Linked DNA regions of Homo sapiens: all the other regions are linked to region 1. A link is a contact called in ENCODE Hi-C or POLR2A ChIA-PET data. All regions are on one chromosome and are shown on one strand. The core of a region is the stretch at or near the end of the contact, and the rest is flanking DNA. Distances in the headings are between cores, read along the strand shown. Region 1 holds the start of ZNHIT2 (zinc finger HIT-type containing 2). Region 2 holds the start of LBHD1 (LBH domain containing 1). Region 3 holds the start of MTA2 (metastasis associated 1 family member 2).

Region 1 (4,578 bases), core at 1,014-3,513:
ATCCAACAGGGTAAAGCCCTTGGGCTGTGGACTTTGACTGCCTGAGTTTGGACCTTCTTTTTCTTCCTACTCCATTTACTGGGTGGCTGGCCTTTGAACTAACTACTAATTTAATCTCTGCCATCTCCAGGGCTGCTGTGAGGGTTAAAGGATGTAAATCAACATCTGGCTTACAGTGAGTGTGTGAATCTTGGCTATTTTTGTCTCTGTGGTGTTAAAGACATGGTTTCTGCCTTCCAGCAGTTTAGAAAGGGGGAGGATGTGGACAGATACAATAGCATCCCAGAGAGGGCCTCTTTTTTTGTTTTTCTTTTTTCTTTATTTTATTTTATTGAGACAGAGTCTCGCACTGTCGCCAGGCTGGAGTGCAGTGGCACAATCCGAGCTCACTGCAACCTCAGCCTCCCGGGTTCACGCCATTCTCCTGCCTCAGCCCCCTGAGTAGCTGGGACTACAGGCATGTGCCACCACGCCCAGCTAATTTTTGTATTTTTAGTAGACATGGGGTTTCCCCATGTTGGCCAGGATGGTCTCGATCTCTTGACCTCGTGATCGCCCACCTCGGCCTCCCAAAGTACTGGGATTACAGCCATGAGCCACAGTGCCCGGCCTTTTCTTTTTTGTTTTTGAGACAAGGTCTCTCTCATCCAGGCTGGAGTGCAGTTGCACAATCATGGCTCACTGCAGCCGCCAACTCCTGGGCCCAGGTGATCCTACTCAGCCTCCAAAGTAGCTGAGGACTACAGGCATGCACCGCCACACCTGGCTAATTTTTTGTACTTTTTTGTAGAGACAGGGTTTTGCTATGTTGCCCAGGCTGGTCTTGAACTGGGCTCAAGTGATCCGCCCACCTTGGCCTCCCAAAGTGCTGAGATTACAGGTGTCAGCCGCTGTGCCCAGCCGAGAGGTCCTGTTTAAATGACGTGAGTGAGACCTGAGATGAACCAGTCAAGTGATCAGGTAGGGGAATATTTCAAGCCTAGAGGACTGTGTGAAGATGGGGAAGAGGTGATGTCTAGGGCTGGGGGCGGGCAGATCCTGCAAGGCCTTGTCAGCCATAGAGAGGAGTTTGGGTTTGAGTCCAAGTGCAATGGAGGGTCGCAGAAGGGTTTTGAGTAACAGATGGATCTCATCTGACTTGTGATCTAATTTCTCTGGCAGGTTTTTCTGGAGGGCTGGCAAGAAAGTTAGGAAAAACACTTAATGTGTTGTCATCCACATGAGGGGTCAGGAAGCTTAGACCACCAGTAGTAGCAGGGATGCAAAGAACACTCACAGTTTGGTTCATCACACCCCCCACTCCACCACAAGAGTGAGCTCTATTAGAACAGGGACCCCCGGCTCCCTTTGATGTGCATTGTGTTCTTGGCACCTAGAATGGGGCCTGCACTTAATAAGATGGATGAATAGTGGTATTTAATGAGAAGATACTTAATGAAAAGAAGAGGCAGTTTTGGAGGAAAAAAATCATAGGAGCTCAGATATTTCTTAAATGCTGCTTTCTATTTATCTTTTTGAGGTGGAGTTTCTCTCTGTGGCCCAGGCTCGCAGGCTGGAGAGCGGTGGCGCGATCTCGGCTAACTGCAGCCTCCACCTCCCGGGTTCAAGCGATTCCCCTGCCTCAGCCTCAGGAGTAGCTGGGACTACAAGCACCCGTCCCCCACGCCCGGCTAATTTTGTATTCTTAGTAGAGACGGGGTTTCTCCATGTTGGTCAGGCTGGTCTCAAACTCCTGACCTCAGGTCATCTGCCCGCCTCGGCCTCCCAAAATGCTGGGATTACCGGCGTGACCCACCGTACCTGGCCCTAACTGTCCTTTTATTTGTCTGTGTCCCCTAGTGCATTTTATTTGTCTGTGTCCAGCGCAGGGATGCATCGCCTCCCGTAGGCTTGGCACAATTAGTGGCCCAGAGTAGGTGCCTAGTAAAGATGGATTTATGCCACAGCACATTGTAGTGCTAAAAAGAGGGTTTTCTCTTTAGATGATCGGGCCACGTTTTGGTGTGACCACTAGGGGGAGACGTGGCACCGGCGAAGCGCTCGCCAGACCCATTTTTTCGCTCCTTGCGTCATCGCATAGGGCGGGGCTCGTACCTGACGCCCGGCTTCTGGGCCTGCTCTCGCCCTACTAGGGAAAGGGGTGGGGCTTGGCTTTCGGGCGTGGGCGGAAATTGCCGAGAATCCTCGGAAGCTTTGCGAAAACACAGCGCGCCGTCGGCCGCGCTGCGAACCGGAAGTAATCGAAGAAGCCCCGGAAGTTTCGAACTACCACCGGCGTGCGTTCGCAGGTAGATCGCGGTGCCAGTTGCCATGGAGCCGGCCGGGCCCTGTGGCTTCTGCCCGGCGGGGGAGGTCCAGCCAGCGCGTTACACCTGCCCTCGCTGTAATGCGCCCTACTGCTCGCTGCGCTGCTACCGGACGCATGGCACCTGCGCAGAAAACTTCTACCGTGACCAGGTGCTGGGAGAGCTCCGCGGTTGCAGCGCTCCTCCCAGCCGCCTAGCAAGCGCCCTACGCCGGCTGCGTCAGCAACGCGAGACCGAGGACGAGCCTGGGGAAGCAGGCCTCAGCTCCGGCCCGGCGCCCGGCGGCCTATCGGGACTCTGGGAGCGGCTGGCGCCGGGCGAAAAAGCTGCCTTCGAGCGGCTGCTGAGCCGCGGTGAGGCCGGGCGGCTGCTGCCTCCATGGCGGCCGTGGTGGTGGAACCGCGGAGCCGGACCGCAGCTTCTGGAGGAGCTGGATAATGCCCCGGGTAGTGACGCCGCGGAGCTGGAGCTCGCCCCTGCGAGGACCCCGCCGGATTCTGTGAAAGATGCCTCCGCCGCGGAGCCCGCGGCCGCCGAGCGGGTTCTTGGAGATGTCCCGGGGGCCTGCACGCCCGTCGTACCCACCCGCATCCCCGCGATAGTCAGCCTGAGCCGCGGCCCAGTCTCGCCGCTCGTGCGCTTCCAGCTGCCCAATGTGCTGTTCGCCTACGCGCATACTCTCGCCCTGTATCACGGCGGTGACGACGCGCTGCTCTCTGACTTCTGTGCCACACTGCTCGGCGTTTCCGGAGCCCTGGGTGCCCAGCAAGTCTTCGCCTCTGCGGAAGAAGCCCTGCAGGCGGCAGCCCACGTGCTGGAAGCAGGCGAGCACCCGCCGGGGCCCCTGGGCACACGAGGGGCTATGCACGAGGTCGCCCGCATCCTGCTGGGCGAGGGCCCGACCAACCAGAAAGGCTACACGCTGGCAGCACTGGGGGACCTGGCACAGACCCTGGGCCGTGCCCGGAAACAGGCCGTGGCTAGAGAAGAGCGAGATCATCTTTACCGGGCCCGGAAAAAGTGCCAGTTCCTCCTGGCCTGGACCAACGAAAATGAGGCGGCCCTCACACCCCTGGCCCTAGACTGCGCCAGGGCTCACCAAGCCCATGCTGTGGTAGCCGAGGAGGTGGCCGCCCTCACTGGGGAGCTGGAGCGGCTTTGGGGAGGCCCCGTGCCACCTGCCCCAAGAACTCTCATTGAGGAGCTCCCTAGCTGAACGGGTTACCCTGGTCATTAATAAAGCTGTGACTGGTCAGCCCTGTTGCTTGTTTCTGAGGGATAGCTATTGTCCCACCAGACCCCAGATTCCTGGGCCCACAAGCCACTGCTCAGCTTCTCCCTGATCAGTGCTGACCCAGCCAGTCCTAGGGGAGAGAAGTGCACCAAGGGTTCCCAGTGTTTATCCAAAGGAGGAAGAGCATCTCCGATTTTGGTCACTGGTTTCATTTTTTTCCTTGCTCTAAACCACCTCTTCTCTGAGGTTGTTCATCCTCAGGGCTGGGTGGGGTGCAAGCCCTTGAGTCCCAAGTGTGTCGAGGCTCCTGGTCCTGGGTGTGCTGGTGGATGAGTGGGCACATGCCCCCACCTGGGGTGGTGGAGCCGCTTCAGTAGATGTAGGGCATGATGCGGTAAGGCACACGCCGGCAGTACTCCTGCCAGGCCAGGCCGTACTTCTGCAGGCACTGCCGCTCATCCCGGGCCTCACGGTGCACCAGCAGCGCGGTGAAGTAGAGGAGGTAGAAGTAGGGCAGCAGGTGTGACACCCCTGTAGAGAAGGAGGCTCTGTGACCACCCTGCCGGCCCCTCCACCCCGCAGTTCACAAACGTTTCCACACCTCATGGCTCATGTGGGCATCGGGGCTCAGCAGCAAAAGCGCCAGGGTCTGCAGCAAAGCACACGGTACTAGGTTGGCACAGAGGTGTGCCCCAGCCACACACTGGGTCCACCCCCAGCTCTCTGACTACTCTCACTGGTGCATACCCAAAGTAGGCATCCTGTGGTCGCTGAGCCACCTCTTCCCCTCACATGTCCCTACCCATATCCACATGGGCCACTCACCGCAGGGCAAGGACCAAGCCAGAGCCATGATGAGGTCTCCAAGATAGTTGGGATGGCGGACCATACCCCACCACCCAGACACCAGCAGTTTCCGCCCTGTGGCTGTAGAGATGGTCTCAAGCCCTGGGGAAAGACAGCAGGGTGGAGAGTTCCCAGGAAGCCCAGCTGCCCCACCTCACCCATGGCCCTAGAGAACCAGCTCACCAGCCACTC
Region 2 (4,859 bases), core at 2,297-4,796, 2.4 Mb after region 1:
AATTTCTTTTTTTTTTTTTTTTTTGAAATGGAGTCTTGCTCTGTCACCCAAGCTGGAGTGCAGTGGCACAGTATTGGCTCACTGCAACCTCCGCCTCCTGAGTTCACGGGATTCTTCTGCCTCAGCCTCCCAAGTATCTGGGATTACAGGCGCGCACCACCATGCCCAGCTAATTTTTTGTATTTTTAGTAGAGTCAGCGTTTCACCATGATGGCCAAGCTGGTTTCAAACTCCTGACCTCAAGTGATCCACCCGCCTCGGCCTCCCAAAGTGCTAGGATTACAGGCGTGAGCCACCACGCCCGGCCACCACTGACAATTTTTAGAGTACTTTGAGAGACTATACAATATCATGATCAAATTTTGTAATTAAACCTAATGAGGACAACAGGCACTTCTCAAATAAGAGATGTGTCCATTACGGGGCTCCCCTACTCTTAAGGTACTCACAAGGAGGCAGATAAACAGTTTCTTTTTTTTTTTCCTTTGAGATGGAGTTTTGCTTTTGTTGCCCAGGCTGGAGTGCAATGGAGCGATCTCAGCTCACTGCAACCTCCACCTCCCGGGTTCAAGCGATTCTCCTGCCTTAGCCTCCTGAGTAGGTGGGGTTACAGGCATGCACCACCACGCCCAGCTAATTTTTTTTTTTTTTTTTTTTTAAGAGACAGGGTTTCACCTTGTTGGTCAGGTTGGTCTTGAACTCCTGACCTCAGATGATCCGCCCGCCTCTGCCTCCCAAAGTGCTGGGATTACAGTCTTGAGCCACTGTGCCTGGCCAGATAAACAGTTTCTTTATTCATCCTCCTCCTCTTCATCTTCCTCTTCCACCTTTTTCCAGGCAACTTTAGCAGGACCCTTTGCATCATCAAACCAACCTTTCTACTTATAGTCAGGAACATCCTTCTTATACTTTTCCTTCAGCTTTGCTACCTTAGTGATGTCATTTAAGTTATTTCACATCTCACCCAGAAAACCTAGCTTCTTAATAGAATAGGAATAGTGCCTATTTCTTGGGATTGTCATGAGGGTTACATAATGCTGGTATAAGATGCTTTAGCATAGTGCCTGGTACCTAATAAGTCCCCAGTAAGCATTAGCTACTAAAAGGATAATTTTATTTACTTATTTGAGGTGGAGTCTTGCTCTAGATCCCAGGCTGTAGTACAGTGGTGCAATCTCGGCTCATTATAACCAACGTCTGCCGGGTTCAAGCAATTCTGCCTCAGCCTCTCGAGTAGCTGGGATTGCAGGTGTGTGCCACCACACCCAGCTAATTCTTTGTATTTTTTAGTAGAGATGGGGTTTCACCATGTTGGCCAGGCTGGTCTTGAACTCCTGACCTCAAGATCCACCTGTCTCAGCCTCCCAAAATGCTGGGCTAAAAGGGTTTTGTTTTTTTGTTTTTTTTTTTTGAGACATCTCCTCACTCTGTTACCCAGGCTGGAGTGCAGTGGCACGATCTCGGCTCACCGTAACCTCTGCCTCCTGAGTTCAAGCGATTCTCCTGCCTCAGCCTCCCGAGTAGCTGGGACCACAGGCACGTGCCGCCATGCCCAGCTAATTTTTGTATTTTTAGTAGATACAGGGTCTCACCATGTTGGCGCTTCTCTCTGCTTTTTAAAACCAACCAAGAAGCACTGATGAGCTTATCTATGATAGTCCCTCTGGCTGCTGATCACCCCACCCTGCTGTCCTGTCAAACTGCTCCTGACTCCACTCCTTCCTGGACTAGGAGAAAGGCCACAGTTACTCTGTAAAGATCACATGTAACATGTGTTCCAGCAGCTGAAAAGAGCACCAATACTTATATCTGGGTTTACACCCCAGTGTTAGAAAGCTTTATTTGGGCCAGGCACGGCGGGTCATGCTTGTAATCCCAGCACTTTGGGAGGTTGAGGCGGGCAGATCACCTGAGGTCAGGAGTTCAAGACCAGCCTGGCCAACATGGTGAAACCCTGTATCTACTAAAAATACAAAGATTATCCTGGCATAGTGGCGCACCCCTGTAGTCCCAGCTACTGGAGAGGCTGAGGCAGGAGAATCGCTTGAACCCAGGAGGCGGAGGTTGCATTGAGTTGAGATCGCTCCATTGCACTCCAGCGTGGGCAACAACACAGAAATTCTGTCTCAAAAAAAAAAAAAAAGCTTTATTTGGTGTTCTGACTTTAATAACAGCAGCCTTTTTTTCAATTGCAGTCTTGCTTGGGAACCACAGGATAGACAAAAGAGGAGCAACTTGGTTGACTAGGCTGTGGGGCTTTGACCCCACTTATTTAATCCCCTCAGTGGCAGCTCCAATAAATCCTGACCAGATCCAGAGATTGGGGACCACTTTACATTTCTAAATTAATGTTTTACAATAATCCTCGTAGTTATGACCTTTCATAGAACAGGGCTGAGGTTTGTAACATGCTGGAGTTCAACCAGGATCTGTGACTCAAAGCACACTCCTTTTACTACTAGTAAGTCAGCCTCCTAAGCTTGTTTAACCAGAGGTTAAATAATGGCCACAGAAAGCATTGTGGCATATGTTAAGTGCTAGATGCCCCTCCAATCTCGCTCCAAGGACAGGAGTCCTGAGTGTCCACTATAGGCATCCATTACTTCAAGACTTCCCAGGATAGTTCAGATTTCAAGAATGTCCCACGGTTATCCCTGGAAGTACACTCCAACCTGACACCACATGACCTGTTTTGAAAATGTGGTTGGCCGGGCGCAGTGGCTCACGCCTCTAATCCCAGCACTTTGGGAGGCTGAGACGGGTGAACTGCCTGAGGTCAGGAGTTCGAGATCAGCCTGGCCACATGGTGAAACCCGCCTCTACTAAAACTACTAATATCAGCCGGGCGTGGTTGCGGACGCCTGTAATCCCAGCTACATGGGAGGCTGAGTAAGGAGAACAGCTTGAACCCAGGAGGCAGAGGTTGCAGTGAGCCAAGATTGCGCCACTGCACTCCTGCCTGGGTGACAAGAGCAAGACTCCATCTCAAAAAAAAGAAAAAATGTGGCCGCGGCAGGGCGAGGTGGTTCACGCCTGTAATCCCAGCCCTTTGGGAGGCCGAGGCGGGCGGATCACCTGGGTCTGGAGTTCGAGACCAGTCTAGCCAACATGGTGAACCCTGTCTCAACTAAAAACACAAAAGTTAGCTGGGCTTGGTGGCGCGCACTTGTGATCCCGGCTACTCGGGAAGCTGAGGCAGGAGAATTGCTGGAACCCAGGGGCGGAGGTTGCAGTGAGCCGAGATCGTGCCACTGCACTCCAGCCTGGGTGACATTGACTCCGTCTCAAAAAAAAAAAAAAAAAAAAAATGTGGTCAGATACCTATCGGGATCAGCCTCTTCTGGTGGGGTGGGACAGGCAGCAGCTCCAGGCCGCGCCCCCAGCACCGACCACGCGTCTCTAAGCATTGGTAGGTGTCGACTGCAGGGCTCATTCTGGGTGGAGGAACATGATTTTATTGGTTCTTTCAGTTCACCACATCCGACTCGCGTCTCGGCCCTGGCCCGCCTTGCGGACCTTAAAGCAGTCAGTCCAGGGTTTGGGGGAAACGTGCTCACCCGACGGCAGCTCACAGGACCCCGGAGAGTCCTGGCATGGTATCTCGGTCCGGACTCTCCGCTGGGCCCACGAAGGAGAAAGGCTGCCTCGGATTCCTGCGCCCAAGCCAAGGTCCGGCGCCCACGGAGGCAAGTCCGGTCTCACGGTGACCTCCCGCCGGCGCCGCCTTCGCCGCCAACCATCCAGTTCTTCCTCCAGGCCACGTTCTCCTGCGTGGTCGCTGCCTCCTGCAGAGTGGCCAGCAATAGCTGCTGGGTCCTGGCCGCCTCCTCCCTGCTCCTTGGGTCCTGCAGTGGCATCTCCTGAGGGCAGGAAGGGGAGTTCGCAGGAGCTCCAGTCCGGGGCTCTCCACCCGCCCACCCTTCCTCGGGACTACCAGTTGCTTCTACCTTTAGCATTTCCTGCTTCCGCCGCTCTCCCGGGGTCACGATAACGAGGAGCGCGTAGCCCACGCCAGCCCCTGCGCCCAGCATTGCGACTGAGATCAGCATTTTCCGCAAGGAATCCATGGCCGCCTGCACAGCCAGCGGAGCGCCCACGGGAGCTCCCCGCAGCCGCAAGCTGTTGCCGCGCGGTCTCACTACCCCTTGGCGCAGGCTAGAGCGCCCTATAGCAGAAACCATAGATAAGCGGCCGGCTAGAGAGGACCTGCTCGAGGAAACGTTTGGAATCCGGAGCGCTTGGATCTCAGGTTTAGCTGAGGGGGTTGAGGTGTCCAAGAAGTGCTGGCACCAAGGGCTGAGCGCGGGGACCCTGTGTCCTCAATTCCGGGGTGGGATTGCTAGGGGGAGAGTGCGTGTCTTCATGGTTGCCGTGGGTTTTATGATTGCCCATTTTTCTGTCTTCCGACGTTTCCCGATCAGTAGAGGCCCGAGCTGTGCTCTGTGGTTTCCTGCAGTCACCCGCGCGTTTTCAACACAGCGCATGGAGGGCATCTACACACATACACATCCCTCTCCATCCCCTCAACTCTGGAACAAACACTCAAAGTCAAGTATACTGGTTGGAGAAATGGGTAATAGTTACTTATCTTTAACATTTATTTTACAAACAACCTATTCCTTTTCTCGTCATGGTACACACTTGGTATTGTTTGGGTTTTTTTTTGGTTTTGTTGTTGTTGTTAGTGTGTGGGCGTGGTTTTGTTTGTTTTTGGAGACAAGGTCTCGCTCTGTCGCCCAGGGCTGGAGTGCAGTGGCGCGATCATGGCTCACTGAAGCCTCGACTTCCAGGGCCCAAGCGATCCTCCTGCCTCAACCTCCCGGATAGCTGGGATTACAGGCGTGCACCACCACGCCCGG
Region 3 (4,406 bases), core at 1,872-4,371, 2.5 Mb after region 1:
CCTCTCCCTGCAGCCCCTGCCACCCGGGCTCCCCTCCTCTTCTGTGGTAACTGTTTCTCCCCCTCCCCCAACCCAGTGTCTCCTCCAAGCCTGGGAGTGGAGGAGGCAGCAGCCCAGGATAGAGAAACAGTGGGAATGGGAGGGGCATAGACAAACACAGGGAAGTGACAGGCTTCCAGCTTGCACAGTGCCTTTGTAGTCGGCCCCTGGTCTGTAGTTTCAGATTACTTTTTCAGACGACATCAGAAGCCCCTCAGCCTTTATCCACACTTAGCTCCTTCCCATTTCTCAGCATAAGAATGCAGTGGTGGCCAGGTGCGGTGGCTCACGCCTGTAATCCTAGCGCTTTGGGAGCTGAGGCGGGTGGATCACTTGAGGTCAGGAGTTCAAGACCAGCCTGGCCAACATGGTGAAACCTCGTCTCCACTAAAAATACAAAAATTAGACGGGCATGGTGGTACGCACCTGTAATTCTAGCTACTCAGGAGGCTGAGGCATGAGAATCACTTGAACCCAGGAGGTGGAGGTTGCGTTGAGATCTTGCCACTGCACTCCAGCCTGGGTGACAGAGTGAGACTCTGTCTCAAAACAACAACAACAACAACAACAAACTAAAAAAGAAGAATGCAGTTGTGACCTGTCTTCTACATCAGAGCCTTTCTGTGTGTGTCTCTGAGCTTCTCTTATTTGCCATCCCCAAGCCTACCCAGGGTGGCCTCCCTGGGGGTCTCCTTACATCCTGCCTTTTCGTCTTCCTATCTGCCTCCACTTCCCTCCCTTCCAGGTGGTTGGTTTTGGACACAGAGACCAGAGAGATCGTGTCTGATGTCATTGATGGCAATGAGCAGCTCTCAGTGGTCCGGTACAGCCCAGGTGGGAGCCACCCCAACCCTGGACTCACATGCGTCCCTGGCCCTTCCCTCTCTGAGTGACTGTATTTGCAGATGGGTTGTACCTGGCCATTGGTTCCCATGACAACGTGATCTACATCTATAGTGTTTCCAGTGATGGTGCCAAATCCAGCCGCTTTGGCCGCTGTATGGTGAGGAAGTTGGGGTGTGTGGTGGGGCATGATAACAGCTGCGAAACTCAGGGGTCTGATGCATCAAGGGGGCTCTGGGGATGGGAAATGGATGGGATACTTTAAAACTCTTGACCTTTGCTCCCAGGGTCACTCCAGCTTCATCACTCATCTTGACTGGTCCAAGGATGGGAATTTCATCATGTCCAATTCTGGGGACTATGAGATTCTTTACTGTGAGTGGCAGTGGAGCAGGACATGGGGAGAGGGTAATTGGAGTGGGTTTTGTGTAGGGGGGGCTGTTAGAGGTGTTGTTAGATAAGGAAGTGGAGATGGGGTTAAAGTGGAGTTGGAATTATATGTAGGAGAAATTTCGTGATTTGGAAACAACTAGTTTCACACCATGTCTTGTTGACTTGAGGGAGTTCAAAAATGCGCTAAGAAAAGATTGTTTGGGAAAAGTTTCTCAGGGCAAGTGTGGAGCACTTGACTTATCTAGGGAGGAGGAACTCGTGGAAGCTGTTAGAACTTCAGCCAGAGCTCAGGACAGGACGCACACAGGGTGGGTTTCACAGGGGGAGGAGGTGATGCTACTACGGTGACCAGATCACATGCCATCGCCGGGTTTCATGCCAGTCTTTCCAGTCTGGCTTTCCCTGGCATCTTCCCTACTGAGGGCAGGGTGAGAGCTGAGCTGGGCGGGCTCCCTCTCCCCAGGGGACGTGGCTGGAGGCTGCAAGCAGCTGAAGAATCGCTATGAGAGCCGAGACCGGGAATGGGCTACCTACACCTGTGTGCTGGGCTTTCACGTCTACGGTGAGCAGGGGCGTGGAAACCTGCTGGAAGGGTGGGGGACAAGGTGGAGCCCAGTTTGGGCTTGGAACGCTGGGCGTGTGTCGTTGGGTGAGAGTCCAGAAACCTGAAGATCCAGCCCAGGAGGCCCCTCGGGACCGGGAAGGCTTGCCTGGAACGCGGCAGTGGGTGGCCGCGGCTGCCGGAGCGCCTGAAATGGTGTAGCTCTGGGCCGTGGGTGGCGGTGGGTAGGAGGTCGGGCTGAGGCCGGCCGCTGTGCTAGGCGTCTGGCCGGACGGCTCCGATGGGACCGACATCAACTCCCTGTGCCGCTCCCACAACGAGCGCGTGGTGGCGGTGGCCGACGACTTCTGCAAAGTGCATCTCTTCCAGTACCCGTGCGCTCGTGCCAAGGTGAGGCCGCGGGGATCGCCGGGGTGGGACCGGTGGGCCCGAGGGCTCAGCCGCCACCGCAACTCTTCCCTCCGGCCCAGGCGCCGAGCCGCATGTACGGGGGCCACGGCAGCCACGTGACCAGCGTCCGATTCACGCACGACGACTCGCACCTCGTCTCGCTGGGCGGCAAGGACGCCAGCATCTTCCAGTGGCGAGTGCTGGGCGCTGGGGGCGCGGGGCCGGCGCCCGCCACGCCCTCTCGAACCCCCTCCCTGTCCCCCGCCTCCTCCCTCGACGTTTGATCGCTGCCTGGCGGGACCGACTGGCCCGGCGGCGTGGCCCCGCCCCGCCCTGCCCTTCCCTGGCCCAATCCCCCACGACTAGGGGCCGACTCTTTCCTGGACTGACTTCGAGACATTCCCGATCGCGCATTTTCCTGGAGGGCGCGAACGGCGCCCCTGCACACACTGTTTAGACCCGCTGGCTGAGCCGGGCAGCCCCAGCCTAGGCCTTGACTCCCGCTGCCTGCTGAGGGGCAATAAACCAGAACCAAAGTCGCCTCCCGGTGCTTTTGTGGGGCGCTGCCGGGCGCCTCCGGGGCTCTGTGGGGTGGGGACGAAGGAAAAGAGGCGTGCGGAAAGGGTAAGGGAGCGTAGACCATTTATGCAAATGACAGGCAAAGCCGCTTGCAAATAACCTGGCGAAGCGCTAAGGCGCGCGAGTCTTTGGGGCGCGAGGAGGAGCTGCAGGGCTCCAGCGAGGACAGAGTTAAGCCCGACTCCTCTCCCGCCCTCGGAAAAGGGGGTGGGGCCGAGCTGCGACGGAAATAGCCGAGCGGTTGCCCGACAGGAGCCGAACTTCTTCCGGAAGTAGCCGATCTGCGGGGTCTCGCTCTCCGACCTGAGCCGAGCAGTGGGCCTTGTTCTCCGGATCGGCCGAAGGTGTTCCGGAAGGAGGCGAACCCTGAGGCGGGCCCGGCAAGCCTTCCCTGCGGCCGGCAGAGCCCAACGACTAGTGGGACTCCGCGGGGGCGGGGGTAGCTGGAGCCTGGCTCTGGCCTGGCAGGAGCCGAGCTCGTTCCGGAAGAAGCCGAGCGGACGGGGGCCAGCCTCAGCGTCCCGGGAGTGAGGCGATAGCTGCGGCGGCGACAGCGCGGGCCGGGATGAACCGCGACGGCTGAGGCAGCGGAGGTGCCGGCTGCGCGGGCCCCAGTGAGACTCCCTCGAAGCGGCAGCCCACCGTTCGGGGCTTTGCCTCGAGCCGAGCCCTGCCCCCGCGAGCCTCCCGGACCCCTTTGTGCGGCCGGAGGCGGCGGCGGGAACGGCCATGGCGGCCAACATGTACCGGGTGGGAGGTGAGTACCGGGCGCAGGGATACGGGGCCCGGGGCGGGAGAGGTTGGGGTAGGGACCTGAGGGGCTCGGCACCGGGTGGCGCGAGGCGCAGCGTATGGGGCAGCGTGGACCGGAGCGCGGACCGGAACCGGAACCGGGAGACGAGGAGAGAGGGTGCGGGGAACCGCGACGCGGCAGGGCTCCGAGACTCCCAGAGAGAAGCTGCGGGCAGCCCCGACGGCACTTTCGGGGCTGCGTCAGGGGCTCCCCGGGGCACGGAGTGGCCTTCGGAACCGGTTCCGAAGGAGCTGACAGGGTAGGGAGGGAACGCGAGGGGCTGGGGCGACGGCTTTGCCACCGCGGGGGAGCCGCCCGGAGGTTTCCTCTTCCCAGGCGTTATTGTGCGCCTCGATTCGAAAAGGTAGGGGCCCTGCGCTAGAGCGGACAATTACTTCGCCGCGACTGGGGTGCAACTCATCGCTGAGTTGTGGGGACTGCAGGGGAACCCCTGCTTCTTGCCTGTTCCTTAAGGCTCTCTTTTGAGTAAAGGATCTAATTTTAGAACTAGGTGCGGTGGGGATGGGGGACATCCTTATTTTCTCTTAGTCTGTCCACTTTCACATCTCAGCGCCCTTTCTACCTGAATCCTTATCTCCTTTTGATCCACTCAGGCCAACTTTCTCTCCTACCCTGGTGCTCTGCGTCTCCCATCTCCTCTGATCTTCGTGGTTCTCCCCCCTCCCTTCCCTTACAGATTACGTCTATTTTGAGAACTCTTCCAGCAATCCTTACCTGGTTAGACGGATTGAGGAGCTCAACAAGGTGAGTGGAGCAGAATCCCTCTCCCTCCCTCCCGCAGTGGTC

What was found. A loop is a pair of places that touch in the nucleus more often than their neighbours do. ChIA-PET counts read pairs that join two places held with the same protein, here RNA polymerase II (POLR2A). Pooled maps may share reads with other maps.
Region 2: a loop to region 1 is called in a pooled map, with 2.2 times the contacts of the local background. The contact joins the promoter of LBHD1 here to the promoter of ZNHIT2 in region 1. A Hi-C loop is called at or near these places in 1 of 50 pooled maps. POLR2A ChIA-PET finds 5 or more read pairs at or near these places in 2 of 52 experiments (GM10248 and WTC11).
Region 3: a pooled map shows a loop between it and region 1 (2.3-fold over the local background). The contact joins the promoter of MTA2 here to the promoter of ZNHIT2 in region 1. A Hi-C loop is called at or near these places in 1 of 50 pooled maps. POLR2A ChIA-PET finds 5 or more read pairs at or near these places in 3 of 52 experiments (MCF 10A, OCI-LY7 and activated B cell).

The regions. Positions count from the first base shown.
Region 1 is chr11:65,115,386-65,119,963 of GRCh38, reverse strand. It overlaps ZNHIT2 (zinc finger HIT-type containing 2), which reads left to right and starts at 2,263. Exons shown (of 1, transcript NM_014205.4): 1 at 2,263-3,561. The coding sequence starts at 2,311. The coding sequence ends at 3,522. TM7SF2 (transmembrane 7 superfamily member 2) reads right to left here. Exons shown (of 10, transcript NM_003273.6): 8 at 4,570-4,578; 9 at 4,366-4,488; 10 at 3,734-4,071. The coding sequence ends at 3,911. RefSeq lists enhancers at 2,013-2,307, 2,300-2,843, 3,390-3,934, 3,935-4,480.
Region 2 is chr11:62,670,954-62,675,812 of GRCh38, reverse strand. LBHD1 (LBH domain containing 1) reads left to right here and starts at 3,546. Exons shown (of 7, transcript NM_024099.5): 1 at 3,546-4,249. It overlaps UQCC3 (ubiquinol-cytochrome c reductase complex assembly factor 3), which reads right to left and starts at 4,140. Exons shown (of 2, transcript NM_001085372.3): 1 at 3,948-4,140; 2 at 2,127-3,860. The coding sequence starts at 4,067. The coding sequence ends at 3,699. RefSeq lists a silencer at 3,337-3,466 and enhancers at 3,707-3,866, 3,233-3,974, 3,975-4,714, 4,715-4,859.
Region 3 is chr11:62,600,580-62,604,985 of GRCh38, reverse strand. It overlaps MTA2 (metastasis associated 1 family member 2), which reads left to right and starts at 3,121. Exons shown (of 18, transcript NM_004739.4): 1 at 3,121-3,563; 2 at 4,297-4,364. The coding sequence starts at 3,536. EML3 (EMAP like 3) reads left to right here. Exons shown (of 22, transcript NM_153265.3): 17 at 785-873; 18 at 945-1,042; 19 at 1,170-1,257; 20 at 1,739-1,837; 21 at 2,097-2,227; 22 at 2,308-2,768. The coding sequence ends at 2,511. RefSeq lists enhancers at 1,408-2,117, 2,626-2,675, 4,056-4,105, 3,540-4,250 and silencers at 3,426-3,475, 3,546-3,645, 3,726-3,805.